Regions from separate parts of the Homo sapiens genome. Here region 1 is linked to region 2. A link is a loop called in an ENCODE intact Hi-C map of the cell type or tissue named here. Cell type or tissue: pancreas. All regions are shown on one strand. Each heading gives the region's core, and the rest is flanking DNA. Links, peaks and the distances in the headings are about the cores only.

What was found. Peaks named below come from ENCODE experiments on the same cell type or tissue, not always from the same donor. Only the 100,000 strongest peaks of a DNase experiment are listed, where the experiment ranks them.
Region 1: a loop joins it to region 2, with 2.8 times the contacts of the local background. A loop is called at or near these places in 28 of 110 quality-filtered maps.

Annotation. Positions count from the first base shown.
Region 1 is chr7:50,768,669-50,774,044 of GRCh38, forward strand. All of the region lies in intron 2 of GRB10 (growth factor receptor bound protein 10), which reads right to left. Among named protein-coding and RNA genes, the nearest start is that of GRB10, 12 kb to the right of the region's middle. RefSeq lists enhancers at 195-774, 775-1,355. In pancreas, for the core only: no CTCF peak of the experiment used is centred there; a DNase peak (open chromatin) is centred at 2,883; H3K27ac peaks cover 1,348 bases.
Region 2 is chr7:51,132,502-51,137,877 of GRCh38, forward strand. COBL (cordon-bleu WH2 repeat protein) reads right to left here. Exons shown (of 13, transcript NM_015198.5): 6 at 3,657-3,830. Among named protein-coding and RNA genes, the nearest start is that of COBL, 180 kb to the right of the region's middle. In pancreas, for the core only: no CTCF peak of the experiment used is centred there; no DNase peak of the experiment used is centred there.

The DNA of each region.
Region 1 (5,376 bases), core at 85-5,084, 360 kb before region 2:
GGTCAAGATCGTAGAATGATGATCTCAACAGAAGCAGCTTGTGGCAAGCATGACCGACCATTGCTTTTATCAGTTCTGCAAAAGCTGCATGCAAGGATTCTGGAGGAGCTTGTTCACAAGTGTCTGAAAGGGGGCCCTCAGCTGTTGATGAGGCCCACAGGGAACCGCCCTCCACAGTTGGTAACTTTAGTTCTAGCTATTCTCAAATCATTGGCCAAAGAACAGCTCCTCCTTTTCTATTTCAGGACGTTTACTTCTTGGAACAGAGGCAAAGCCAAAGGGAGAAAAGTGGAGCCCCATTCACTGGGCTGATGAACAGAAAGCTACCCGGGACCACAGACACGACTGGTATGCAGGCAAATCATTCTGATGCCCACCTCTGAACTCAGGGGAATCCATCTTAAAGCATCCACTACTCCCCATGAGAATGGAGTCCCCATGATGAGGCTGTGTTCTAATCAAAGCTAATTCAAACTTCCTTCACTCCATCAAAATCCACTCTTAGCATTTCATTACACATCCTCCTCTCCGCAATTTGAGCCATTGAAAGAGTCACAACAATCGAATTTCAAACTGTCTCCTGTTAACATTACTAAGTTTCCTCTGAATCTTTTTAGAATTCCATTGTCCTCCACTGTTGTGATGCTAAGTAGTCAGGAATCTGACCAGAGCCATGGAGCCACACAGGAGGTCGGGCTTCCCAGGAGGAAAGAGAGTCCTGGGACCCGAGAAAGAACCTGTCCTTCATATCCACCAAAACCACCTGCTTAGCTTCTCTTGGCAAATATAGATCAGGTCCTCTTCACTTCCCCCATCCTTCCTGACAGAGGAAAATGGGTCCACGGTCATGAATGTCTCACCCTCCCTCCAAGGCTGCCCTTCTACAAAGTCAGCTCATGGCCAGTTTTGTGCACCCTGTACCCCATGGTTCAGGGGTCTCTGAGCACCACACTAAGGACCTTTGTGCTTCAGGAGGTGGTGAGACTCACAGGGCCTCTGACAGGGCACAACACAGCCACATCTGTGTGTGTACTCAAAGACTGTCAGCCTGCAACAGCAGTGGGGAGGAAGAGAATGCAGATCCCTGCTTTCTCTGCAACACCCTTCTCTCCTCAGCTCCTTTACATGTCAGGTAAAAAAAAAAAGCCAGCCTTCTTATTCTCCCGTTGCTGTCGATTAACACTCCTTTGTTCCAAGGCACTCTCGGGTGGATGATCGAATGACGTTGGTATCACAGTTTCTTTTACAAACCTTCAGTCTTCCCCCCAGTAAAGGTGACCTGAGGATAGAAACGGTCGTATATACCTGGGCAGCCAACACAGGACACATCACACTGGCTCAACAAACACTGGGGGAAGAGACAGAGAGACAGCTGCCTATGCTTGTGCATCACAGCCCCCACACTCAAGCTGTGCCAAGCTTCCCAAGAGTCCCTCAAATGCTGCTGCCCTGCCTGGTCCCAGGCTCTCTAGACTCAGGCGACTGAAGCTAATCACTTCATCTAGTTCCATCAAGGTGGTATGCAGCATCTAGCATTACCACTTCCAGGCTGCATCCACGTTTTAACACAAAAAGGGATAAAATTTTTCTAGAAGACTGAAGAAGTAAGTTCCCTCATTTGGCACATAATAGTTACGGACCAAGTATCCTCAAGATCTCTCTGAGGCCTAAGCTGCTGAGTTTCTGATTCAAACAACAGACACAAGAGAACAAGCAGAGGAACTGGTGGTTCCCAAGCATCTATCTGAATTCAGTGAGGGGGTGTTGCAGCCCCTGGCCTCCAAGGTCTCTGCCTAAATCCCCACACCTGTGCTTCCACCTGTGGTAGCCTCTCACATGGTACCCTGGTATGAGTGACCTCACCCCTATGGCAAGACCTCCAGGAGTGGTAAAGCCAAAATTATCTTCAAGATAGTAAGATACGATGTGTCCTTGTCCCTTGCATTCCGTCGCGAATGCACAGCGGAGTTTTCTAGAGGCCAAATAGCATAAGACTGATTGCAGGTGGCAGGGGGATGGGGGGATCCAACTACCTTCTCTTAAAGCAGACATTAAAGGGATTTAAAAAGTACAAAACAATGACACTCTTCCCATTTTTTTTGTTTTTGAAAATACAGCTTTTTTCCATAAAAGATGTTATGTTTACATATAATGGGTGAATATTCTTTTTACATGGAGAAAAAATATTTTTTAAATGCCTGTCAATTCCTAAAATAGTAAATTTCAATATATACAGCCACATAACCACAGCTCTTTGGGGCCTTCAGTAATTTTTAACAGTGTCAAGGCGCCCTAGGACCCAGCCCTGGGGGTGCTCCCCTGGGAATCTCAGCCCTGCCCAGCACCCAGGACTTCAATGTGCCCTGTGGAACAGTCTGACAGAAGCCAAACCTCCACCCCTAGACATGGAACTGCTGCCCAGTGAAACTCTGCAAAGAATCTTAGTTTTTATGGAGTAAGAGTCCATGGAGACTTCTTCATTCAGAAAGATTTTCTTAAAAACAATATTGAATTTGAGACCTGGCCACACAAATGAACATCACTGGCCAGAAACCATGTGCTACTCAGCCTGCTCCACACAATCAGCAGGACATTCCATTCCGGTCCACTCCACCAGTCTACTCCTCCAGGGCCAGTTTGAAGTAGGGGGTCCCAGAGGGTCACTGCCTTTGAAAAGTGGCTCAACTGTTCTCCCCAAAGGTTTGTCCTGCTTGTTGATTCTGGCAAGATGCATAGCTCCAGGTCATTTAGAATGTTCCTCCCCTGCCTCCTGCATAAGCCACACGAACAGCGAGAGTCAGAAGGAAAATGTCATATGTCCAGTATTTCCAGTTCAAAGTACAGCCAGCAGGACGGACTGCCCCCCTGGGGTTGCCAACACTCACAGGTGGCCAGAGCTTCACCATCTGCCCTCTCCCTGTGTTAAAACAGGAGCCAAAACTAAACAGCACACATCAGCGCCCAAGATTCGTGCTACTCTCAACTGATACTGCTCTTGGCTATCTGTGCCATTTTGTTTAAACTGGTAGAAGAGACCAGAACCCGCAGCCCAGTAGGAATGAACCCCAGGCCTCCCCACAGCTTCAGGGCAACGTCCTCCTCTCTCTGCCTGCTGCAGGATTACCACTCTCAGGATTCAGCACAATGCTTAACAAGAGGAAAGAGGATCTATTTCTGACCTGGCAACATGAGACTTACTCTTCTAAACGGGGCATGGGCCTTCATCATATCTATTGTTTCAACTCATGAGTCAGGATATTACAAAGGTAGAAAGTTCTTACCTGTAGGAAGCCAAAATCCACCCTGAAAAGTCATTACAAAGCCAACCTCACTTGAATGGCACATGTGTCCCCTAAACCTGGTACTGAAGTACAAGAGGCGAAGTGAAATTGTGATGCGGATGTGGATCTATTCAGGCGACCTCCTTCAACACCACCACGGCCCTATGGTCTCAATCATTTTAAGACAAAAAGGGAAAAAAGTTGTGAGAACCTTGGTATAAGAACCCCCCTTGCCTCTGAAAGACACTCAAAACCTAAGGCATTTGCTGTAACCCTCAAGACCACAAAATGGCCACTAGGTCTGGAAAGAAAGGTGAACTGACGCCACACTATAACATAAAACAAAATCATGTTACTTGTGTCTCCCAACTCCCCAGCCACCTCGTTCTGGTCTTCTAGACCACATTCTCGATGCAAGAGTCCCAGGACAGTCAAAGAATACAGAATCATTCCCGAAACATTCCACCAAGGCAAGGGAATTAAATATCTGTTAATGTCTGTTATAAATTCCACAGCAAACATCATACTCAATGGCGAAATAGTGAAAGCTTTTCCCCAAAGAGTGGAAACAAGACAGAATTCTTGCTTTTGTCACTTCTACTTAACACAGTATTGGAAGCTCTAGCCAGAGCAATTAAGTAAGAAAAAGAAATGAAAGCCATCCAAATTGGAAAGGAAGAAATAAAATTATCTGTTAAACTCTTAGAAGAAAACATATGCAAAAATCTTTATATGGACATTGGATTTGACAATGACTACTCAGATATGACACCAACAGCACAGGCAACAAAAGAATAAAATAAATGAACTTCATCAAAAATTAAAAATTTTTGTGCGTCATAGGACACTACGAAGACAGTGAAAAGACAGCCTGCAGAAAAGGACAAAACAGTTGCGTATCACATAACTGATAAGAGTATTAATATCTAGAATATATAAATTCCTACAACTGAGTAACAAAAAGCAAATCAAAACCACAATGAGCAATCATCTGATGCCTTGTATTAGTCCGTTTTCATGCTGCTGATAAAGACATATCAGAGAACTGGGCAATTTACAAAAGAAAGAAGTTTAATGGACTCATATTTCCACGTGGCTGAGGAGGCCTCAAAATCATGACAGAAGGTGAAAGGCATGTCTCACATGGTGGCAGACAAGAGAAGAGAACTTGTGCAGAGAAACTCCCCTTTATAAAACCATCAGATCTCATGAGACTTATTCACTATCACTAGAATAGCATGGGAAAGACCCAACCCCGTGATTCAATTACCTCCCACCAGGTCCCTCCCATAGCATGTGGAAATTATGGGAGCTACAATTCAAGATGAGATTTGGGACACAGCCAAACGATGTAACACCTATTAGGACAGCTATAAGGAAAGAAAGGGGAAGGGGAAGGGGAAGAAAGGCAAGGGAAGAGGAAGCGGAATGGGAAGGGAAGGGGAAGGGAAGGGGAAGGGGAAGGGGACGGGGAAGGGAAGGGGAAGGGGAGAAAGGGGAAGGGAGGGGAGGGGAAGGCAGGGGAGGGGAAGGCAGGGGAGGGGAGGGGAGGGGAGGGGAGAGGAGAGGAGAGGAGAGGACAGGAAACGAAAAATGCCAAGTGTTGGCAAGAATGTGGAGAAACTGAAACCCTTGTGCATTATTATTGGGAATGTAAAATGGTGCAGCTGCTCTAGAAAACAGTTTGGCAGTTCCTCAAAAAGCTAAGCATAGAATTACCATATAATGAAGCAATTATAATCTAGACATATATACAAAAACATGGAAAGCAAGTACTCAAAGATAGTTATACACCAATGTTTACAGAAGCATTATTCACAATACCCAAAAGGTAGAAACATAAATGTCCATCAACAGTTGAATAAACAAAAAGTAGTATATACATACAAGGGAATTTATTTGTTTGTTTATTTATTTATTTATTTTGAGACGAAGTCTCGCTCTATCACCCAGGCTGGAGTGCAGTGGCGTGATCTCAGCTCACTGCAAGCTCCGCCTCCCGGGTTCATGCCATTCTCCTGCCTCAACCTCCCAAGCAGCTGGGACTACACATACAAGGGAATATTATTCAGCCATAAAAAGGAATGAAGTACTA
Region 2 (5,376 bases), core at 291-5,290:
ACAGCCCCTACTCACAATCTTAATCCTGGCTCAAGAGCAGAACAAGTGAGGAAACCATGAGCAAATAAGAGGAAAACAAACTCTCCTTCGGGATGGGTTACTAAAGACTTGGTGTGTTAGTCAGTCTGTGTTGCTCTAAAGAAACACCTGAGACTGGGTAATTTACAAAGAAAAAGGGTTTAATTGGCTCATGGTTCCATAGACTGTACGGGAAGCAGATGCCAGCATCTGCTCACCTTCTGGTGAGGCCTCAGGAAGCTTTTACTCATGGTGAAAGGCAAAGGCGGATTAGGCATGTCACATGGTGAGAGAGGGAGCAAGGACGGAGGGGCTGCCACACACTTTTAAACAATCAGATCTCAGGTAAACTACCAGAGAGAGAACTCACTCATCCCCATGGGGATGGCACCAAGCCATTCATGAGGGATCCATCTCCATGACCCAAACACCTCCCACCAGGCCCCACCTCCAACTGGGATCACATTTCAACATGAGATTTGGAGGGGACAAACATCCAAACCATATCACTCAGTATAGGAAGGGGGCTCTAACCCAAATGCAAGAGCAGCGAGCAAGAATTCCAGCAGCTGCCTAGGGTCCAGGACAAAGGGAGAGTTCACCGTCTCTACACAGCACGATGGTGAGAGGACAGTGTGGGCCCCAGGAGATGAAGCAGGAAGAAAATCCTGTGCAGAACAGACAATTCGTCTGTCCTCCCAGATGAGGGTTCCCTGGGTCCCAGTGAGAAGGAGTGGACGCTACTGATGTGTTTTAACACATAACTTTAGGCCTAAGCTAACTTTATGGAAAACTGCATATAATTATTATTCTACAGCACAGATGGATTCATTTTGAGGTAACTTTCCTACTGAAGAATCTCTTAGCAGATCTGTTGCCTTTGAGTAGTCAAAATTCAGAGCCAGCAGCTGAGGGAGGTAGTTTGCTATGAAGGGGTGGTTCTCAAAGTGGGGTTCACCGGAGCGGCAGCACTTAAGATGCAAATGTTCAGGCCCCATCCAGACCTACTGAATCAGCGCTCAGGTGGGGCCCAGGAAAATGTGTTTTAACAAGCCCTTTGGGTGATCTGATGCCCGCTCAAGTCTCAGAAATCCTGAGAGCATAAGGTGCCTTAATGTGTACAATCAATCATTCTGGTCTGAAGTTTCCACATAATAAAAGCTGCATTCACAGTACTGTGGGAAGAGCCATGGGATCTGAGAAGAGCATTCGGTCACCTCCAGGCTCTAACACCTCTGGGAAAACCTCTTCAAAAAATACCTTTAGAAATAATAAACACACATGATCAAATTATGAATACATAATCAGGTGACAAATACTAACTATGGTTACAAATTTTAGAAAATTTTCAGATGAACTGGAGGATGGCTAATATTATCCCACCGTTAGGACTTGAAGAAGCAAATATTGAATTTTTTAAACTAGTTGATACAAAATAATATTTTAAAATATACAAATGTAGGCATTCTCATTTTCTTACAAACTAGTCATGTCCCTGAAAATGAACCTTTCCTCCTTGTTCAGGACACTGGTGTTAGTAACAGTTGCATATAAATAAGGCTTCCCAAACAAACATCTTATCTTTATATGGAAGGAAGTTCATGAAGAAGGAATTGACGTTCTTCCCCAACAACGACGACAATACATTTTTGGGTTCCTTTTCCAGAAATTAGTAAATAACAAAATACCTTTCAGTTTAAAAAAGCATGTTCATAGCAAATGCTTAAATCTAATCCATATGCCACTCATATGCTTAAAAAGGAAGATGGTTTCCATGAGCCAATTTCTCCACGCATTCTGTGCCAAATAAAACAGATTTCAGCAAAAAGCTTTTACTGCCTCAGAGGAAACTCTGTTCATTCTACAGGGTATAAAGTACTATTTATTTTTCATTCAGAATTCCCAATTCTCTACTTACTGCACATTTTCCCACTCAAGCAGGCTTTATCCACTGTGGGTAAGCACATTAAATGCAGAAAAATACAACATCTCTTCTGGGTGGAAGAAATTTTTAAAATGCTGGTACAGTTCACCATCTACATTTTATCGCATTAACAAAATACAATTCTTATTAAAAGAAAAAAGCTGACATAATATTGATCCTGGAAGTCATACTTTTTATTACTAACTAAAGAAACCTATCCTAAGCCAAAGCAAAAAGATATTCCCAGGGGCATGTAGCTGGGAAAGGCCAATGCTATCAATATGGTCTGCATATTATAAAAAAGTTCAGAATCTACATCCAAGCAAATTAATGAGACACACTGCAGAAAATCAGAAGAAATAGCTTTGTGTTTTCCATTTGCATCATCTTATCATGGATGCATACAACAAAAAGGTACCATTTGTGCCTAAATTTATTTTTATGAAAACACAGCTAATATATCATGAAGAACTCAAAATAAGTCAGTTACATTAGGATATATGTATACATTCCTTTTTTTTTTATTTTTTATTTTTGAGACAGAGTTTCTCTCTTGTCACCCAGGCTAGAGTGCAGTGGCGTGATCTTGGCTCACTGCAACCTCTGCCTCCTGGGTTCAAGCAATTCTCCTGCCTCAGCCTTCTGAGTAGCTGGGACAATAGGCGTGCACCACCATGCCTGGCTAATTTTGTATTTTTAGTAGAGACGGGATTTCACCATGTTGGCCATGGTTGGTCTTGAACTCCTGACCTCAGGTGATCCTCCTGCCTTGGCCTCCCAAAGCGCCGGGATTACAGGCGTGAGCTACTGCACCCGGCCTAGAAAATATTTAAGAGATGCAAAAATAAAAATATTTTCTTTGAAAATGTGTTCCACTACAGGCTTTTCAGATAGATTTTTAGGGATATGAAGGACTAAGGATGGAAGCAGGATGGTCTCTGAGACCCAGGGATAAAGAACAACCATGAAGGAACAGAGATGGATGACCAGAGGACCGACTTGCAAAAATAGATGGACAGACGGACATACCTGGACAGAACGACAAGCAGGCTGATAAGGAAATTACATGACATGTCAGGACCCCGCCATTTGGTATCTGCTGCTATAACTTTTTATCAAGATCCAGGGACCAAGCCTCACATTCAGGAGGCACAGACTTAGTTTTTAGGGTATTTTGAGAGCAAATGAGCAAAAAGGGGCTTTGAACCTAAAGACTAGCAGGGGCGTGACACTCTCAAACTATGCAACTGGGCTAGGCCACATGACACATGCGGCAAGAGTTAGGAAATAAAGTTCTGCCACAGAATGAATGGACTCTGAATTTGCTTTCTGTAAATGTTGGCATTTGTGGCATGCTGCCTCCACAGGAAGCTGGGATGCAGTCAGTCAGAAAAATCTCAGTCCAGGGAAGAAGACTGCATCCTTATCTTTACAGCTGCATGGTGGATCTGACATATTAGGGTATGTGGGGAGCAGGACTGGGCTGCTGGGTGTATCCTGACTGCCTTGGGGAACTCAGCTTCTCAGAGTTAAAATCATGAGCCCTTCCTGGCATCTTGCCTTTACTTTTAAATAAAGCTTAAATACTTGCCCCCAACACTCCAGTCGCTACAGCCACAAACATGAAGGATTACTGTGTTCCCAGGGAGCTTTGGAACAATCAACTGTGTCACTGAAAAGATGCTTTGGTTGTGAGAACAGCCCACTGCCCTACCTTTTCCGATGCCTTGTCTTGCACAGGTGGCCCTGAACCTGGAGGAGGAGGGGCTCGGCGCTTCTTCATCTCCGACTTCACGGACACCCCTGAGATGCTGCCCAGCGAGAGGGATGGACCCAGCGTAAGAGAACGTGAGTGCATGGATGGGGAGTTGGGGGTCGTTAAACAGCCCTGTTGGGGAAGAGACAAACAGAAAACCAAATCAGTATGAGATGACTTCTCCCCGTATGAATGCTCACATGAAGACAAAGTTCCAATCCGTCCACCTGAGCTTGAACGGCAGCTGTTTCTACAGTCAGCTTGAATGGTCTGAGCAAGCCCTGCCTGTAGCTTTCCAGGGAAAACTGGAGAAGATGCTGCAGGACAGACTCATGCTGTGAGGCTCCCTTTCTTAATCATGAAGGCCATGGCAGACTCTTTAAGCCATTAAGAGAACACTTAGCAGCTAGAATCATTTAAACTTCTTGACCAACCTGCAGGTGTGAACTGGCCTCCTTAAAACTTTAACCCATTGTCAGAATGAGCTCTTAGACACTAAAAAGAGGAAGGAACTGATCAAGAAATACATCTTCATGAGGAAGACACCAACAGTCTTGGTCATCTTGGGAAGTACTCCACTTGTTGCCAGGAGGGGGCTTATGTTTCTTCTAATTTTCAGAAGTTATGAAAACTGACAATGTGGTATAAGCAGTATGCTGTGAAGACTGTCTAGGACCATCAGTACCGTACTTAGTGACAGATACCCAATAAGCTGAAAGAAATACAAGCCAACACACTAATTGCTCTCAAGGGACAATTTCTACACCAGGCGGAGCAGGCTACAGGACACACAAACTTTTTGAATCTTTTTTCTCCCTAAGGTCTGCTTAATAGAATCATGTAAGTGCTAGTGCAGAAAGCATTCGGGGAACCAGCAGAACCAGCACTCTAACTTCAAACTGAAAACAAGATGGTACCATGCTGTGTCCTGGTGCCTCTTCTCTCCTAGCCCTGGCAGATCTTCCACCTGTTACCATGGACACAGTCAACACTGAGAGCCAATGCAGTATAGGGGTTAAGCCCACAGACCTTGGAGACACTACCTGGGTTTGATTCCTTCTTTTGACCTTAGACGAGGTATTTTTTGGTGTCAGGAGTAAGATACAAACCTTGGGCAAATTTTTAATTTCTCCCTACCCCAGTTTATCTCCTGTAAAACTGGGGTAAATAATAGTTCCTGCATTACAAAGCTATCATGTGAATCAAATGAGTGACTGGATGTAAAAGAGCTTGAAAGAGTTCTTGGCACATTGGCTGGGTGTGGTCATGCTCACCTTTAGTGCTAGCTACTTGGGATGCTAAGGTGGGAGGATCTCTTGAGCCTGAGTTTGAGGCTGTAGTGAGCCATGCTGGTGTCATTGGAAGACAGAGTGAGATCCCACTTCTTTAAAAAAAAAAAAAGGAGTTCTTGGCACAAAGTAAGTACCCAATATGTGTTAGCTATTATGATTATTACACTTGCTTGTTTGTATCTTTGTCTCCCATTAAGATGTGAACTCAATGAAGACAGTAATTATCACTGATTTTTACTGAGAACTGTATGTAATCCCAGCTCCAAACAGTTCCTGGTAGGTGGAGGGCCCTTCAGTCAACCTTCCTGAGACAATGAATAGACAGATGACCCTCTGGGTCACTATGCTTTCATATTTTACATAATAAGCTTGTGGGTAAGATTTCA